Regions from separate parts of the Homo sapiens genome. Here region 1 is linked to region 2. A link is a loop called in an ENCODE intact Hi-C map of the cell type or tissue named here. Cell type or tissue: heart left ventricle. All regions are shown on one strand. Each heading gives the region's core, and the rest is flanking DNA. Links, peaks and the distances in the headings are about the cores only. Region 1 overlaps FKRP (fukutin related protein). Region 2 overlaps AP2S1 (adaptor related protein complex 2 subunit sigma 1).

What was found. Peaks named below come from ENCODE experiments on the same cell type or tissue, not always from the same donor. Only the 100,000 strongest peaks of a DNase experiment are listed, where the experiment ranks them.
Region 1: a loop joins it to region 2, with 6 times the contacts of the local background. A loop is called at or near these places in 109 of 110 quality-filtered maps.

Annotation. Positions count from the first base shown.
Region 1 is chr19:46,756,427-46,759,252 of GRCh38, reverse strand. FKRP (fukutin related protein) reads right to left here. Exons shown (of 4, transcript NM_024301.5): 4 at 678-2,826. The coding sequence ends at 2,315. Among named protein-coding and RNA genes, the nearest start is that of STRN4, 11 kb to the right of the region's middle. In heart left ventricle, for the core only: a CTCF peak has its summit at 1,782 (motif pointing left); a DNase peak (open chromatin) is centred at 1,762.
Region 2 is chr19:46,838,967-46,841,871 of GRCh38, reverse strand. AP2S1 (adaptor related protein complex 2 subunit sigma 1) reads left to right here. Exons shown (of 5, transcript NM_004069.6): 3 at 2,294-2,407. Among named protein-coding and RNA genes, the nearest start is that of SNAR-E, 9.7 kb to the right of the region's middle. In heart left ventricle, for the core only: a CTCF peak has its summit at 1,189 (motif pointing right); no DNase peak of the experiment used is centred there; H3K27ac peaks cover 872 bases.

The DNA.
Region 1 (2,826 bases), core at 327-2,826, 83 kb after region 2:
AGTCTCAGGTAGGTCTTTATTAGTAGCATGAGAAGGGACTAAAACAGTGGCTATTTTTTTATTATTTTGTAGAGACAGGGGATCTCGCTATGTTGCCCAGGCTGATCTTGAACTCTTGGCCTTAAAGGATCCTCCAATTTTGGCTTCCGAAAGTACCGGGATTACAGGCATGAGCCACTGTGCCCAGTCCTTGCTTATTTTTAACATTTTGCCTCTTATTTATTATTTTATTTTTTTGAGATGGAGTCTTGCTCTGTTGCTCAGGCTGGAGGGCGGTGGCACAATCTTGGCTCACTGCAAGCTCCGCCTCCCGGGTTCATGCCATTCTCCTGCCTCAGCCTCCTGAGTAGCTGGGACTACAGGTGCCCGCCACCATGTCCAGCTAATTTTTTGTATTTTTAGTAGAGACGGAGTTTCACTGTGTTAGCCAGGATGGTCTCGATCTCTTGACCTTGTGATCCGTCCGCCTTGGGCTCCCAAAGTGTTGGGATTATAGGCGTGAGCCACCATGCCTGGCTTTATTTATTATTTTTAATTGACAAGAGTCTTGCTCTATTGCTCAGGCTGGTCTCGAACTCCCGAGCTCAAGTGTTCCTCCTGTCTCAGCCTCCCAAAAGTGTTGGGATCACAGGCGTGAGCCACCACGCCCGGCCAGCTTTTTTTTTTTTTTTTTAACCCGTGGTCTTGAATGCTGGGTGCTCACACCTGGGTGTGCAAAAGTCATTGGGATGAGGCAAGAAACATAAAAAAAACCCTATTCATATTCATAATTTTAAAATGGAATAATTTAAGCTTTATTACTAACATACAGATAATAGTATCTGTATATATTTATAAATAAATATACACATATTGGGAATACATGCCCAAATACCATTTATTCTTAGGTGCATAATCAAATAAGGAAGGCTGCCATTGCTTTCACCTGCTAAGTGGGTCTCCAAGCCCCTCTTGGGGACCATGACTAGAGAGGGGCATAGTGGGTAAGACAATTGTGGGCTCCAGAGCCTGACCACCTGGGTTCAAGCCCCCGATCTGCCCCTTCCTAAGCTGCCTGACCTTGAGCAAGTGACTTCACGATTCTGGCCTCAGCTTTTTCATCTGTGTAATGAAAATAATAGCAGCTGTCACTTCAGAGGGCTGAGGTGAGGGACGCATTAGTTGATCCAGGTGAAACACTGAGAATGGTGCCTGGTACCCAGTAGGTGCTCAGTGAGTGTGAGCTATGGTTATTGTCTACACTGCCGTGCAAGTGGGGAATTAGGTGCAGACAGCTGAAATAATGAGGTATTAGTCATGAGTGGAGCTGCGATTCAGAAGTCGGTTCTTTTTCTTTTTTAAAAATAGAGACGGGGTCTTGGCATGTTGCCGAGGCTGGTCTCAGACTCCTGGGCTCAAGCGATCCTCCCACCTCGGCCTCCCAAAGTGCTGGGATTACAGGCGTGAGCCCCCGCGCCCGGCCCAGCACCCGGTTCTCGACCACAGCCGCACCTCGGAGCTCTGAGCATTTCCTCCTCTGCAAGACTGAAATACTTCTATTCAGTCTTGAATAGAACAGTTAAGAGTAGCATGCAGGTCACAGGGCTCTCCCAGGAGGGAAGGAGGTCGCAGTCCAAAAGAAGGGGAGGTGGTCACTGCTGTCCGCCTCCCACAGGGGCTTGGAGAGAAGTCCAAAGGCTCAAGAGAGTAGATGGCTATGGAACACAGGCCCTGGGCGTACTGTCGCCCGGGCAGCCACAGTGGGCCACCAGGAGCGGGACCGGCGCGCCCTCTAGTGGCGGAAGCAACCCCTGCAGCCAAGGGTCCCGCATCCTGGAAGCAACTGAGGCACAGAGAGACTGCGACGCCCCCCCAGGCCCACCTGGCTCCGAAGCGATAGAGCCAGGATTTGAATCTCGCCAGTCTGGCTCCAGAGCCTGCACTGTTTCCAAAACTCTGCCCCTGCCCTAGAGCGCAGGGCTCTCGGAATCTTGGGCAGAACACTTTTTTCGGGTCTGGGGCTGTGCTGGGCCCTGCGGGACGGCGTGACATCCCCGTCTCCCTCCATGACTGAGATGACCCAGGATGTCCCCACGCATATCCACGGCTCCCAGTGGGCATGACCATTTGATAAATCTGGAGGTCGCTTCCCATCCTCGTCCTGGTGCTCTCCTCCTGCCAATGCCAGCCTTCTCTCATGCTCTCCTTAGAATTTCTTTCTTGGTCAGTTTCCCCCTTCCCCTCTCCGCGACATCCCTCCACCCCTCACCGCTCACACAGAGCTTCTCCACATCCAGACAGACCCCCGAAAAACAAAGGCGAGGTTATCAGGGCTTCAGCCGCTTCCCGTCAGACTCAGCAGTGCCGGGTTGGGGTACTGGGGGTTCTCGATGACCCCGGGCCCGAACTTGAGCTCCAGGAAGCGGCGGTAGTTGTTAGGCGCCTGCGCCACGAAGCCGGCAAAGGGCAGGGGCACCAGCGGCTGCAGGAAGTGCTCGGGAAACTCCACATCCTGCCGGTGGTCCAGCCACGTGTCCTTGGTCATGACGCCATTGCGGGGGTAGAAGGGCCACAGGTCCACGTGCAAGTGGTTGCTTTCGCTGTACTGCACGCGGAAAAAGTCGCCCTCGACCGCCTTCTCCCATACGAAGCCGCGCTCATCCACCACCGAGCCGGCCTCTGCCCCCCGCAGCTGCTCGCAGTTGCCCACGTCCTCCAAGTAGATGCCCAGGTCCACGTCGTAGTCCCATGGGATGATGTCCCCGTGGCGGGCGGCCCCCAGCAGTGAGCCGCCCTCGAGCCAGTAGCGCACGCCCGCAGCCTCCAGCACGCCCACCACATAGCGGG
Region 2 (2,905 bases), core at 228-2,727:
CCGCTTTCCTTTATTAGCAGCCCAGTGAGGACATTGGTCCCGCCTGAACCATCCAGGATTATCGCCCCATCTCATGCTTCTTAACTTCGTCACAAGTTGAGACTGCAGAGTCCCTTTTTGCCATATAAGGTCCCATATTCACAGGGTGTGGGATTAGGATGTGGATGTCTTTGGGGGCCATTACCTGTGCCAGCCCTTTGCAGGGCAACATGGAGGACACAGTGTGACAGCTCCAGCTTCCCCCACAGGCTCAGTCCAATGGGGAGACAGACCCATCCCCAGACAGTGGCGACCAGCAGTGGTCAGGCTGGGGCAGGGCAGGGGTGGGGCAGTGGCGTGGGATGTTCAGAGGGGACACCTGCCCCAGCCTGCAGGATGAGAGAATGTGCTTCTCTGAGAGAATGTAGCTGGAGGAGAGATGGGGGTCTGCAGCAGATCCCTGAGAAGCCTCGAAATTTAAAACAGGAAGGGAGGCTGGAAAGATGGAGCAGTAGCTGGAGGCGGAGGAGGGTGAGAGCCAGAAAAGCTGGATTGCAAGAAGAGAGGAGCACTGATGATCAGTGTCAGCTCATTTACCCGTGGATTACATGTAGGCCTTACTGTAATCACACCAGAAAACATACTCAGGCTGGGCTCACGCCTGTAATCCCAGCACTTTGGGAGGCAGAGGCAGGTGGATCATCTGAGGTCAGGAGTTGGAGACCAGCCTGGCCAACATGGTAAAACCTCATCTCTACTAAAAATACAAAAATTAGCCAGGCGTGGTGGTGCACACCTGTATTCCTAGCTACTCAGGAGGCTGAGGCAGGAGAATTGCTTGAACCTGGGAGGCAGAGGTTGCAGTGAGCCAAGATTGCGCCGCTGCACTCTGGCCTGGGCGACAGAGTGAGACTGTCTCAAAAAAACCAAAAAACAAAAAAAACCCTGAAAACATGCTTGGAGTATAGCAATGAACAAGAGATTGAGCTGAAAAAATGAGTAAAAAGCTATTAGCTGGGTGTGGTGGCGCGCCTGTAATCCCAGCTACTCGGGAGACTGAGGCAGGAGAATCGCTTGAACCCAAGAGGCAGAGATTGCAGTGAGCCGAGATCGAGCCACTGCTCTCCAGCCTGGGCGTCAGAGCCAGACTCAAAAAAAAAAAAAAAAAAAAATGCCGAAGACTGATGCTGGCACTCATAGCTGTCAGCAGGTGGCGACACAGGCACACCCCAGACCTAGAGCTGCTGTTTTTTTGTGTTTTTTGAGACAGGGTCTCCCGGGCTGGAGTGCAGTGATGGGAACGTGGCTCACAGCAGCTTTGACCTCCCAGGCTCAGGTCATCTCCCCACCTCAGCCTCCCGAGTAGCTGGGACCACAGGTACACGCCACCATACCCAGCTAAGTTTTGTACTTTTGTATAGATGGGGTTTCACCATGTTGCCCAAGCTGGCCTGAAACTCCTGGGCTCAAGTGATCCTCTCGCCCGGCCTCCTGGAGTGCTGGGATTTTTTTTTTTTTTTTTTTTGTAATGAACCTGACATTGAGAACATATAGAACTGAACTGGATTTTCAGGTTTTGGCCAAAGACATTGTACTTTGCAACCCAGTATGCATATATATCTGTCTTTGTCTACTTAACACGCGCATAAAATGAGAATCCATGTCCCTGATCCTGGCATGTTTGTTCACGGTGTGTGTCTGTGTTACTATTGCTAACTGTGTATATCGCATTTCAGTGAGGGCAGGACAAGGACCCAGGATCGTCTTGGTGGCAGTGGTAACCCTCCTCCCCACACTGCCTATCACAGGCCTGGCATAGAGTAGCTGCTCAGGAAGTATTTGTTAAATAATTGAGTTAATTAATTCCAGGCTAAGGGATGTGACTGTCTCCAGAGGTAGCAGGAAGTCACAGAAGGGAGTGGCAAGGTTGCATGGACACTATTGAACACGTCAGGCTCCCGCCCAGCCCCGGGCTTTTGCTATCTGCTTAGAACATTCCTGCCTATCCTCCAGCTCTCAGCTCCGATACCCCCTCCTCCAGGAAGCCCTCCTGACTCTCCAGGATCAGAGGGGGTTAGGCACCCTCTTTGGGCTCTCACAGCCCATCCTGTCCATTCTGGGGATGCCTGCCCCCGCTGCACTGTGAGCAGGGTTAGGGCTGTCTCGGTCACTGCTGTGACCCCAGCACAGGGCCAGGCACAGAGCTGGGCCTCGGGACCACGTATGGAGTGAAGGAGTGAATGTTTTGGCCCCACTCTGTCTGGCACGTTAGGTCCTGGCAATCTCCGTTGCTGACAGCCTCTCTGTTCTGCAGTTCCGGAACTTTAAGATCATTTACCGCCGCTATGCTGGCCTCTACTTCTGCATCTGTGTGGATGTCAATGACAACAACCTGGCTTACCTGGAGGCCATTCACAACTTCGTGGAGGTACGGCGGGAGAGGGATGTAAGGTGGGGAGGCGGGTGGGCAGCCCTGGAGTGGCCCCCAAGGCCTGGGAACCCTCCCTGGTCCCTCCTGAGCCCTCCCTCTGCAGTGACTGGGACTCTCCCTCTCCATTTCTTTTTTTTCTTTTTCTTTTTTTTTTTTTTTTTTTTTTTTTTTTTTTGAGACGGAGTCTTGTTCTGTCGCCCAGGCTGGAGTGCAGTGGTGCAATCTTGGCTCATTGCAGCCTCCACCTCCCAGGTTCAAGTGATTCTCCTGCCTCAGCCTCTTGAGTAGCTGGGATTACAGGCACACGCCACGATGCCCAGCTAATTTTTGTATTTTTAGTAGAGATGGGGTTTCACCATGTTGGCCAGGCTGGTCTTGCACTCCTAACTTCAAGTCATCCTTCTGCCTTAGCCTCCCAAAGTGCTGGGATTACAGGTGTGAGCCACCGCGCCTGACCTTTTGCCATCTCTTTGCATCGATCTTTGCTTTTGTTTC